Regions from separate parts of the Homo sapiens genome. Here regions 2 and 3 are each linked to region 1. The links are chromatin loops, found by intact Hi-C in ENCODE. Cell type or tissue: IMR-90. All regions are shown on one strand. Region 1 overlaps SMARCA2 (SWI/SNF related BAF chromatin remodeling complex subunit ATPase 2). Region 2 overlaps KCNV2 (potassium voltage-gated channel modifier subfamily V member 2). Region 3 overlaps VLDLR-AS1 (VLDLR antisense RNA 1).

The links. A loop is a pair of places that touch in the nucleus more often than their neighbours do. Peaks named below come from ENCODE experiments on the same cell type or tissue, not always from the same donor. Only the 100,000 strongest peaks of a DNase experiment are listed, where the experiment ranks them.
Region 2: it touches region 1 in a loop (9-fold over the local background); 2 of 110 quality-filtered maps call a loop at or near these places.
Region 3: it touches region 1 in a loop (2.5-fold over the local background); 3 of 110 quality-filtered maps call a loop at or near these places.

Annotation. Positions count from the first base shown.
Region 1 is chr9:2,156,299-2,160,298 of GRCh38, forward strand. All of the region lies in intron 27 of SMARCA2 (SWI/SNF related BAF chromatin remodeling complex subunit ATPase 2), which reads left to right. Among named protein-coding and RNA genes, the nearest start is that of SMARCA2, 140 kb to the left of the region's middle. In IMR-90, a CTCF peak has its summit at 1,940 (motif pointing left); DNase peaks (open chromatin) are centred at 1,643 and 2,063; H3K4me3 peaks cover 2,523 bases; H3K27ac peaks cover 2,513 bases.
Region 2 is chr9:2,726,130-2,730,129 of GRCh38, forward strand. KCNV2 (potassium voltage-gated channel modifier subfamily V member 2) reads left to right here. Exons shown (of 2, transcript NM_133497.4): 2 at 3,317-3,908. The coding sequence ends at 3,598. Among named protein-coding and RNA genes, the nearest start is that of KCNV2, 11 kb to the left of the region's middle. RefSeq lists a silencer at 1,240-1,534. In IMR-90, a CTCF peak has its summit at 2,141 (motif pointing left); DNase peaks (open chromatin) are centred at 2,122 and 3,102.
Region 3 is chr9:2,557,807-2,561,806 of GRCh38, forward strand. All of the region lies in intron 1 of VLDLR-AS1 (VLDLR antisense RNA 1), which reads right to left. Among named protein-coding and RNA genes, the nearest start is that of VLDLR, 62 kb to the right of the region's middle. In IMR-90, no CTCF peak of the experiment used is centred here; a DNase peak (open chromatin) is centred at 1,865; H3K27ac peaks cover 1,511 bases.

The DNA.
Region 1 (4,000 bases):
CTGCAGTTGTTGGGGTTTAATTGGGGTTAAGTTGTTCCTTAATTTAGATAATTTGGTTTCTTTTCAGGGACTTTTTTTTCTTATGGGAAAATACCATAAAGTTTACCATTTTAGACTTTTTTTTTTTTTTTTTTTTTTTTTTTTTTTTGAGGCAGAGTTTTGCTCTTGTTACCCAGGCTGGAGTGCAATGGCACAATCTTGGCTAATTGCAACCTCAGCCTCCCGAGGTTCAAGCAATTCTCCTGCCTCAGACTCCTGAGTAGGTGGGATTACAGGGCATGCGCCACCATGCCCGGCTAATTTTGTATTTTTAGTAGAGATGGGGCTTCTCCATGTTGGTTAGGCTGGTCTCAAACTCCCTACCTCAGGTGATTGACCTGCTTTGGCCTCCCAAAGTGCTGGGATTACAGGCATGAGCCACCGTACCTGGCCCATTGTAGCCATTTCAAGTGTACATTTCAGTAACATGAAGTACATTTACATTGTTGTGCAACCATCACCAACATCCCATCTTCAGAACTTTTCCGTTATCTCAAACTGAAATTCTGACCTCATTAAGCACTAACTCCCCGGCCGTCTTCCCTCAGCCGCTGGTAACCACTGTTCTCTTTTCTCATCTCTGAAATCATACAGTATTTGCTTTTTTGCGTCTAGATTATTTCACTTTAGGGAATTTGATTTTATGTCAGTTTTTCTAACAGGTTGCTTGTGGAGACAGTAATAATCAAAAACTTACTGTCCAAAGCCCTGAGTCTGAAATTCTGCATCCAAAAGTGCTACAGTATGCATTAAACCGATTAAAATAACGTAGCATCTTTGAGGACGAGCTCTATGTTCAACTTTGTTGTTGTTTAATATTTATATTGTAAGAAAATCTCTCATATATGAAAATGTAAATGTAAAATTCCACTATTTTGTTGCCATTGCTTTTCTTGTTTGGGGGATCATTACTGTATTATTGGCTTCCAGGATCTCAGCAGGGCACGAGGGAGGTTTAGCCTGTCTGAATTTTGGAATCAAGTTTGGTGATGTGTGAGCTGTCCCCAGAAAGCACCAGTATAATGTAGTGGTCTTAACCTGCATTCTTTAACGCTTAGCCCTGGGCTCTATAACCCCACCCCCATGCCCAGCAGCATCCCAGGGTCCTCTTCTGGAATCCAACTAGAGTTCCTAAGGGAGGAGGATCCCCAGAGGGAGAAAGAGAAAGTGTCAGTGGACAGAAATATGATACTGAAATAGCAGAGTTAGTGTTTGAGTACTGACTTTTCCCGTTGCACATGGAAGAAATTTCCATGCCTTGTCTGGATATCTTTAGAATTGCTCCTTTCAGTGTTAAGATGGTTTGTTCCACTGTAAGGACTGTGCCACATGGCTTGGTGGACTTGGAGAGGCGGAGGTGGAAACGATGCGCAGGAGTTGGCTTGGGGCTTTTTGTTTGCGTGTCCCTGTTTACCTATTCATAATCATGGATCCCCTCTGCTTTGTGATACTGTGAACCACGCATAACAGCAATTCTTTACACCACCGGGTTGAGAAGAAGGCGCCTGAGGCTGACTTTCTGGACCTGCCGTCACGCAGTAAAGATGTGGTTGGTGTGTGTCAGGATGAGAGGGCCACGACTGGACCCACGTGTGGCTGCTTCCCGGGTCTGCCATGTGCTTTGCTAGCTGCAAAGCGTTTCCTCTAGAACAGCTAATCCTGCATGACTGTCTCCTGCATTTTGCTGTCAGAACGTGCACGCCGCTTTCATAAGAACTAATTGAAGAGGGAGCTAGTTTGCATCTCGTTCTTGCACACCCTGAGTCATGAAAAACATTTTCTTTTAAGCAAAATTGAAAGAAAGAAAAGAGAGAAAGAGGGCCAAAAAAAAAAAAAAAAAAAAAAAAGGTTGCCATCCAGTGGAGGAAGGAGTAATTCCCAGCTTCATTCAGGAAAAACGCAGGCTGAAATATGCTTAACTGTTTTAACTTGACTGGGGATTTTTACCACCATATGGGTTTTTTTTCGTGACATCCGGAGCCAAACGGGTGCAGTGTGCCTTTAAGAAAAGAGGTGCCTCACTAAACTTCGCTGTAGTTGTGTTTCACCGTCTCGGTAGGGAAGGAAAGTGTTAATTTCTTATTTGTACACTTTTTTTCCCCGACTTCCTTCCTATTCACTTCATTAAATCTAGAGGCAGTTGAGCATGGGAGCCGTCTGTATGTTGAATTAGGGCTCGCACTCTTGCGCAACACGTCACCAGTCGGAAACTGGGGGTTTGCTTCTGTGATTTATTTCATTATTGTGCTGGTAAAAGGTTTGGAAGGGAATTCTTTTTGGGGGTAGTACTTTAGCATTGTGTAGCAAGTTTTGGGGTTTTTTTTGTGTGTGACCCCCCAGCCCCCAGCGCTGAGTTTGAGTCAGTTGAGCCAGTTTAGTAAATAATTTTTTAAAATAAAAGAACAGTTTAAAATCTCCATGAATAATTTTACTTACATGCAGGAGTAATCTTACTCTACTCTTTATGTGCGAAAAGCATTGGGAAGTGTTTAGTGAATTGATTTCCATTAGAAAAAGACCCTTAGAAATCACAGAACATAAAGCACTGCATATGGATGTGTTTGGGGTCTTTGGGGAGGAGGGAAGATGTTTTGTAGCTCTCTGCATTCCTGCATAAAACCTTAGTTTGAGGGGAATAATGGTCAGTACTTTGTGTGTTTCCTTGTAATTCCAAAACCTAAATTTAATAAGAATCTGCACGTATTAGCAGTTGTAATAAAAATTGTTTCAGTTGTTCTGTTTGCAATTTAATTTGTTTTCGCTTCTTAGCTACTCACAGATTTAGAGATTTAAAAGTCCAAATATCACAAGCTTATGCTTTTTCCCTCTTTTCAAAATTAAGGCGGGGTGAGAGTAGAAATATCCTTTTTACAACTCCCCCCAACTTCATTTATCTCAGTGAGAAGAAAAACAATGAAAAATTTTACAGCATGAAACTGAAAGTGAAGTGTTACAGTTGTTCTGAATTTTCTTTAAAGAGCAGAATAACATATTATGTTAAAATATTTGAATCTTAGAACATGTACATTGCTTTTATTTACATGCATTTAATTTTCTTAAAAAATTGTCTTCTGTTTTAAAAATCATTTAGACTGCTCCAAACCATGCTGCTATTTTTTAAAAAATAAGGTACAAAATACCAAAAAAGCATACCTTGTTTTAATTTTTTAAAATAAATTTGAATATTAATTTGTTTTCTTACTGGCTTAATTGTTAAAATGCGAGCAAGACTCAGAAACCATCTGAGCTAAAATCTCTAATTCTGCTGCCTGGAATAATAAGGGGAAAAAAATATGATAAGTAGTTGTCAATATTAAAACAGGCTGAAGGAGGAAGCCTTCGGGCCTTGTAGTAGGTAGCATGAAACAGCAGATTTGAGTATCCACAATCCTTTCAGTATTAAATTTTCAGTAAAATAAAATTACTTGTATATGAAAACACAGCCTTTCCCCAGCTCTCTTTTTTTTCCTGATCAGCTGATGAAGAGACTAGCAGCTCGCTGCTTTGCTGGCTTGTTAATTTTATCCCCACTAACTGTGATTTCTGATAGCCGGCCTGCTGATAGTGGTAAGGTAAATATCCTTTTTCGTTGCCGTCTTGAAGATTCAGTAGAACTACATCCCAGGCATGTGTAGGTGTGTAACACATCAAAAGCCGGTGTTCTCCGTATTTCTGTGTGCAACTGGGTGCTTGAGGAGAGCAATACCATTAACTGTTGACAGCCTTGCATGCTGTATTTATTATTAGCATGTTCAGCCTCCAAGATATGCGGGACAATTTCCTTTTCTTAATCTTCGCTTAGCTGCAGTGTGTTTAGCTGTATAGTGGGTGTCCTGCTTTTAGGCAAATGAATATTAATGCAATAATGTGAAGCTTTTTTTTTTTTTTTCCTTTTCCTTTTTCCTCATAACTCATCAGATCTCGCCTCCTTCATAGTGGTTATCTGAACACTGTAGGATCG
Region 2 (4,000 bases), 570 kb after region 1:
TCAGTCTGGGGCCTTCAGCTTTTAATTCCCATCTAGGGAGAAATGGCTTGGCCTATGGAATGTGGAAAAAAAGTTCCCCAAAGCCAAGGAATCCTGAGTTCCTCCTGGAGCCAAGGAACAAGAAACAGATCACTTGTTGAGTCAAATTATTCACGAAATAGACAACATATAAATTAACTGTACATTTTCAACAAATTATTGGGGACCAGTCACACATAGCCTCCTAGCAGAAGAGATCTGTTCTCTAAAAATAGAGATTGAAGATATACAAAAATATTTGGATCATATTATACACATCAGATATTTATTCTTCTTTAAGCCAATTCTCTTTGCTTTTGACTTTTCACTCAAAGTTCAGCCAAAAAAAAAAGAAGTTTGGCTTAAGGGTGAAGCAAAGCCAGTGTGCAGAATGATCAAAAGTTGAAAATAAGCAGTTTATCTTAATTATTTTCTTCCTCAGTGTCTTCCTACTCTCTCCCATCCCCGCCATCCTGAACCCTTAAGTGACTTGTTTCCTCCAAGGCCTCTGCATTGGACTTCCGTGGATGTCTCATGTTCTAAACCAGGGGTCCCCAATCCCGGGCTGTGGAGTGGTACTTGTCTGTGGCCTGTTAGGAACCCGGCCACACAGCAGGAGATGAGTGGAGGGCCATCAATCATTACCGCCTAAGTTCTGCCTCCTGTCAGATCAACCACAGCGTTAGATTCTCATAGGAGTGGGAACCCTATTGTTAACTGCGCATGGGAGGGATCTAGGTTGCTTGCTCCTTATGAGAATCTAACTAATACCTGACAACCTGAGATGGAGCAGTTTCATCCCGAAACCATCCCCTCCCCCAACCCCGTCCATGGGAAAAATGGTCGTCCACAAAACCGGTCCCTGGTGCCAAAGAGGTTGGGGACCGCTGTTCTAAACTACCCCTTCCTGTCACTCACTCCTAAATCCAAACTCCCTTTAGGCCTCCTCCAGGGAAGGTTGACTAAACTTTCATCCAGAGGTGTGAGTCATGGTGTTAGTGACAAATGAAAGCTATTGTTCAGCTCACACAACTGGAGAGAGATCAGCCTGGGGTTCTTTGACTTTTGGTGTGGTCAATGACAAGAAACACACACCCGGACACAGGAAGGGGAACATCACACACCAGGGCCTGTTGTGGGGTGGGGGAGGGGGGAGGGGTAGCATTTGGAGATATACCTAACGTTAAATGACAAGTTACTGGGTGCAGCACACCAACATGGCACATGTATACATATGTAACTAACCTGCACGTTGTGCACATGTACCCTAGAACTTAAATAAAAAAAAGACACACCCACTCATGCAACCAAGAGGACTTTGAGATTAACCCACAATCTCACTTTATCACTGCCTCACATCACCCCTTGGTCCAGAAGTTGGGAGAAGGATATTCTCTACTGGAGCCAGAGGGCAGAGTCAGGGAGGAGCTTGTTTCCACAGCCTGAGGGTCTGATAAGCATAACGTATATAGAGTTGCTGGTGTAGAATGCACTCAATAAATGTTGGTCTTTGCCTCTTCTCAGTGGAGGCCAGCTTCAGCATGGGGGACCCTGGGATTGCATACATGATATATATATAATAATATTATTGCTTACACACCCTGTGCCAGGCACTCCTTCAATTCCTATAACAACTCTGTGAGGTAGATACCACACATTTCAAAAGTAGAAACTGAGGCCAAGAGAATTTAGGTGATCTGCCCAACTTATTCAGCTGGGAAGTGGATTCAGACCCACAAGTCTACTGTAGTCCGTTTCCTTCAGCTTATCTACACCACATTACCTCTCTTGGATGCCTGCTTGTATTTTGACTCTGCAGAAAAAGGCTGCATGACCTCTCACAAGAGACAGGGCAGTGAGTGACAGGAGGTGCATCATCAGCCTCAAAAAGGAGGCATACCCTTCCTTTTTTCGTGGGCTGGATGGAGCTGTGGTTCTCATCAGTGCCCTCAGTTTTGTGCAGCTGGCTCACTTCTCCATTTCATTCTAATCAGTCAACTGCACTATTCCAGGTTCAAACTAACCCTTACATCATCAAAACAAAAATATTTACACTGCTAAGCTAACGGCCACCTCAGCACGGATCAACAAGATGACCATATGCTTTACTGCCGTCTGCTGGAAAATTATGGCAACAACTACCCAAATACACAAAGCAAAGAGTGCCCCCCTGGAGTAGTGCAACGCAAAAATGTTTACAACTGTGACCAACAGCTCTGCTTAAAAGGCTTCTAGTAATTTAGCCAATACTCTGGGGATCAGAGGGAGTACATGAGGCATAAAAAACAGTCCCCAAGGAATTTTCACAGGGTTTTCTCTGGTAACTGATAACTAGTCCCATGGTATCTGCATTTTAAAACAGAAGCTTGTTAACCTAAATAAGTCTCCAATTAGTGGGATTTAAATCAGTATGACAAGAGTAATGGGAAGTATTTCATGCAGGGGTGAACATATTTTTGGTGAGTGATGTCTTACAAAAGTCCCTTTACAAAATAATGAGAGTGTTTCTCCAGACATCTGCAATTAAAGCACCTTCACATAAAGTCTCTCATTTGAACTACGTAACAACTTTGAAAAGTGTTATAACTGTCTTCATTTTAAAGATGAGAGGAAGACAATGGAGGAGTTTCATGCCTTTTGTATGCCTGGTACTGTGTTCAGTGCTTTATATTCATTTTCTTATTTAGCCTTCACAAGAATCCTAAGAGTTAGATGGTTTTCTCCTGTTTTAAATAAAAAAAAAAAAAAAGAAAAAAAGAAAAAGAGAGAGAGAGAGTCTGAAGGTTTTGCCCCAGGTCACTCAACTGGAAAGGTTCAGAGTCAGGACTTGAACCCAGGTCTGACTGTTCTAAGCCCAAGATTTTTCCAATACATACAGTGTACAGGCAAACCCAGGGACCTGCTTTCCTGAATCTGGTGCCAGCTGAGTTAGGGAGGCAAAGATCATTTACTGAGCACGTTCTACATCAGGTACTTAACATACTATTTTAAATGCTCTTTACAGCAACCATTTCAAGTAGGTATTACCTCCTCCTCCCATATCTTACATTCAAACATGCATGAGTCGTAGTCAGGATTTCAGCCAAAGTCTTTCAGCTCCATCCATAGCTTCTGTTCTTTTCATGACACAGGTCCTAGAGGGAGTCTTCCTGGTACCTCCTAAAGCAGGCTCCGTGGGAAGCCATTACACTTCCCATGTGTACCCACAGGGAGGACGCTTCCCTGCTTGCTCCTCTCCCTTTCTTCTCCTCCCCGATCTTAGTGCTAACAATTCCATCCTGCTTTCCTTCCTCTACAGGTGAGCATCTCCACCGTGGGCTACGGAGACATGTACCCAGAGACCCACCTGGGCAGGTTTTTTGCCTTCCTCTGCATTGCTTTTGGGATCATTCTCAACGGGATGCCCATTTCCATCCTCTACAACAAGTTTTCTGATTACTACAGCAAGCTGAAGGCTTATGAGTATACCACCATACGCAGGGAGAGGGGAGAGGTGAACTTCATGCAGAGAGCCAGAAAGAAGATAGCTGAGTGTTTGCTTGGAAGCAACCCACAGCTCACCCCAAGACAAGAGAATTAGTATTTTATAGGACATGTGGCTGGTAGATTCCATGAACTTCAAGGCTTCATTGCTCTTTTTTTAATCATTATGATTGGCAGCAAAAGGAAATGTGAAGCAGACATACACAAAGGCCATTTCGTTCACAAAGTACTGCCTCTAGAAATACTCATTTTGGCCCAAACTCAGAATGTCTCATAGTTGCTCTGTGTTGTGTGAAACATCTGACCTTCTCAATGACGTTGATATTGAAAACCTGAGGGGAGCAACAGCTTAGATTTTTCTTGTAGCTTCTCGTGGCATCTAGCTCAATAAATATTTTTGGACTTGAGTTGACTTGAGAAAATTTTTTTTACTTTAAATTTTTCTAAAATTCTTAACTTTCCAGAGGGAGGGAGGGTTACAGCAGAAATTATACAAGCT
Region 3 (4,000 bases), 400 kb after region 1:
AAACTTTGTTCATTTCTTTTTTTTGTTTATTTTTGTCTGATTGGTTTAATTCAAAAGCCTTGTCTTCAAGCTCTGAAATTCTCTCTTCTACTTGGTCTAGTCTGCTGTTAACACTTTCCACTGCATTTTGTAATTCTTTAAAGGTGTCTTTCATTTCCAGAAATTTTGATTGGTATTTCTTTAAAATATCTATCTCTTTAGAAAATTTTTTCATTCACATCCTGAATTGTTTTTTAAATTTCTTTATGTTGGTTTTTACCTTTCTCTTGCATTTTCTTGAGTAACTTAACAATCAACCTTTTGATTTCTTTATCTGGTATTTCAAATATTTCATCTTGGAAAAAACTCACTTTAAATATAAAGATGCATGTAAATTAAAAGTAAATGGATGAAGAAAGATATAACATGCTTACACTAATCAAAAGAAAGTGAGATTCACTATATCAATTTCAGACAGAGCAGACTTTAGAGCAAAGAAAATTATTAGGGATAAAAAATGTATTACATAATGATAAAGGAGTAAATTCACCAAAAAAACATAATAATCCTTATATGTATGTACCTAACAACAGAGTGTCAAAATATGTGCGGCAAAAACTGATAGAGCTGTAAGGAGAAATAGATTCATCCACTATTGTAGTTAAAGACTTCAACACTCTTGTATCAGGAATGAACAGATCTAGCAGGCAGAAAATCAGTAAGGGTATAGCTGAACTCAACGATACCATCAATTAAATGGAAATAATGGGCATCTATGGAATACTTTATCCAGTACAGCAGAATGTACACTCCCGCCAATCTCACATGGAAAATTCACGAAGATAGACCACAAAGGAAGAAAGGCTATTACAAGGAAGAAAAGATAGTCTTTCAATAAGTTGTGCTATAACAACTGGACATCCACATGCAAAACAAAACAATACAAAACAAAACTAGAAACAGACCTTACTCCCATCAGAAAAATTAACGTGAATAGGTTATAAACTTAAATGTAAAACTATAAAATCTTTAGAAGATAACATAGGAGAAAATCTAGACAACATTGGTTTTTTAGATGAGTTTTTAGATACAACACCAAAGGCGTGAACTGTGAAGGAAATAATTAATAAGCTAGACTTCATTAAAACTATAACTTGCTGCTCTATGAAGGACATTGTCAAGAAAATGAAATGGCAAGACACAGACTGGGAGAAAATATTTGAAAAGACAAATGTGATAAAGAACTATTATCTGAAATATACAAAAAACTCTTAAAACTCAACCATAAGAAAATAAACAACCTAACTAAAAAATTGTCTAGAGAGGTAGAGCAAGATCTACAAATAGAAGGCTCCACCAATTGACCTCTAAAGGAACACAAAATTTAACAACAATCTCCACAAAAAAAGCACCTTCATAAGAACAAAATCAGGTGAGCAATCACAGTACCTGGCTTGAACTTCATATCATTGAAAGAGGCACTGAAGAGGATAGGAAAGACAGTCTTGAACTGCCAATGCCACCCCTCCCACACCCCCTGGCAGCAGCCGTGTAGCACAAAAAGAGAATATGTGTGTTGGAGGAGGGAGAGCACAGTAATTTAGGGAATTTACATTGGAATTCAGTGCTGCCCTGTTACAGTGGGAAGCAACACTGGGAAGAACTCAGCTGACGTCCACAGAGGGAACGTTTAGACCACCCCTAGCTAGAAAAAAATTGTCCATCTCAATGGTCAAAACTCAAGTTCCAGCAAGCCTCACCATCGCAGGCTAAAGTGTTCTGGGGTCCTAAATAACAGTGAAATGCAGTCTAGGCCACAAGAACAGCAACTCCTAGGCAAATCCTAATGCTGTGCTGGGCTCAGAGCCAGTGGACTTGGGAAGCATGTGACTAAGTGCAATACCATCTGGGGCAGCCAAGAAAGTGTCTGTGCTATCTCTCCCTCAACCCTGCACAGTGCAGCTTGCAGCCTCTGAAAGAGACTCTTTCCTTCTGTTTGTGGGGAGGAGAGGGAAGAATAAAGAAGACTTTGTCTTACAGCTTGGATACCAGCTCAGCCACAATAGAATAGGGCACTGCCCAGAGTCCTGAGGCACCCATTCCAGGCCCTAGCTCTAAGATGACATTTCTAGACATATCCTGGGCCAGAAGGGAATCTGTTGCGTTGAGGGGAGGGACACAATCCTGATTGGATTCATCACCTGCTGACTACAGAGCCCATGGGCCCTGAATAATCAGCAGCAGTAGCCAGGCAGTACCTGCCATGGGTCTAGTGTTTAACTCTAAGATGGACCAGTTGTGGTGGCTACAAGGAGAGCCTCCTTCTGATAGAGAAAAGCAGAAGAAAGAGTAAAGGGGACTTTGTCTTGCAGCCTAGGTACCAGCTTGGCCACAGAAGGTACCAAGCAGGATCTTAGGGTCCCTGAGGCTAAGGGACATCCTTGGCCTTGGCTCTTAGACAGAATTTCTGACCTGCTCTGGGCCAAAGGGAAGCCCCCTTCCCTGAAGGAAGAGTCCCAGGAGTGGCAGCATTCACCACAAGCCAACTGAAGGGCTCCTGAGCCTTGAGTAAACATTGACAGTAGCCAGGCAGTGCTTCCCATGTGTCTGGAGCAGTGGTGGCCATGGGGACAGACTCCTCTGTTTGTGGAAAGGGTAGATAAAAGTGGGAAGGACTTTTTCTTGTTGCTTGGGTGACAGCTTAGCTGCAGTAGAACAGAGCACCAGCTAGATTCCTAAGGTTTCTGATTCCAGGCCCTGCTCCCAAATGGCACCTCTGGACCTACCTAGGACCAAGGGGAACTCATCACCCTGAAGGGAAGAACAAAAGCCTGGCTGGCTTTGCCACCTGCTGATCGTAGAGCCCTAAGGTCTTGAGTGAACATAGGCAGTAGCCATGTAGTGGTTATAGTGAGCCTTGGGTGAGACTAGTGCTGTGCTGGCTTCAGGTCTGCCTCAGTACAGTCCTAGTGGTCGTCATAAGGATGATTGTGTCACCCCTCCCCCAGCTCCAGGCAGCTCTGCACAGAAAGAGAGAAAGACTCTGTTTGGGAGAAAGTAAGAGAAGAGAGTAAGAGTCTCTGCCTGGTAATCCAGAGAATTCTTCTGGATCCTATCGAAGACCACCACGGCAGTACCTCTACAAGGCTGCAAGAGCCACAGCGTTACTGGACGCGTGGTGCACCCCCAATGCAGACATGGCTGCGGTGGCCAAAAACATAGATAACAATACCCAAGTCCCTTTGAATATCTGAAAAGCCTTCTCCAGAAGGATGGGTATAAAAAAAGCCAAGACTGCAAAGACTACAATAAATACCTAACTCTCCAATGCCCAGACACCAGCAAACATCTATAAACATCAAGACCATCCAGGAAAACATGATCTCACCAAATGAACTAAATAAGACACCAGGGACCAATCCTGGAGAGCCAAATATGTGACCTTTCAGACAGATAATTCAAAATAGCTGTGTTGAGGATCACAGACAAGGATTTCAGTATGCTATCGGATAAATTTAACAGAGACTGAAATAATTAAAAAGAATCAGACATTCTGAAGCTGAAAAATGCAATTGATATACTGAAGAATGCATGAGAGTCTCTTGGTAGCAGAAATTACCAAGCAGAAGAAAGAATTAGTGAGCTTGAAGACAGACTATTTGAAAATACAGAGGAGACAAAAGAAAAAAGAATAAAAAAACAATGAAGCAGGCCTACAAAATCTAGAAAGTAGCATCAAAAGGGCAAATCTAAGAGTTACTGGCCTTAAAAGGGAGGTAGAGAGTGAGATATGGGTAAAAAGTTCATTCAGAGATAATAACAAAAAACTTCCCAAAACTAGAGAAAGATATCAATATTCAAGTACAGGAAGGTTATAGAACACTAAGCAGATTTAACCCAAAAAAGATTACCTTAAGTCATTTAATAATCAAACTTCCAAAGGTCAAGGACAAAGAAAGGATCCTAAAAGCAGCAAGAGAAGAGAAACAAATAACATACAATGGACCTCCAATATGGCTGG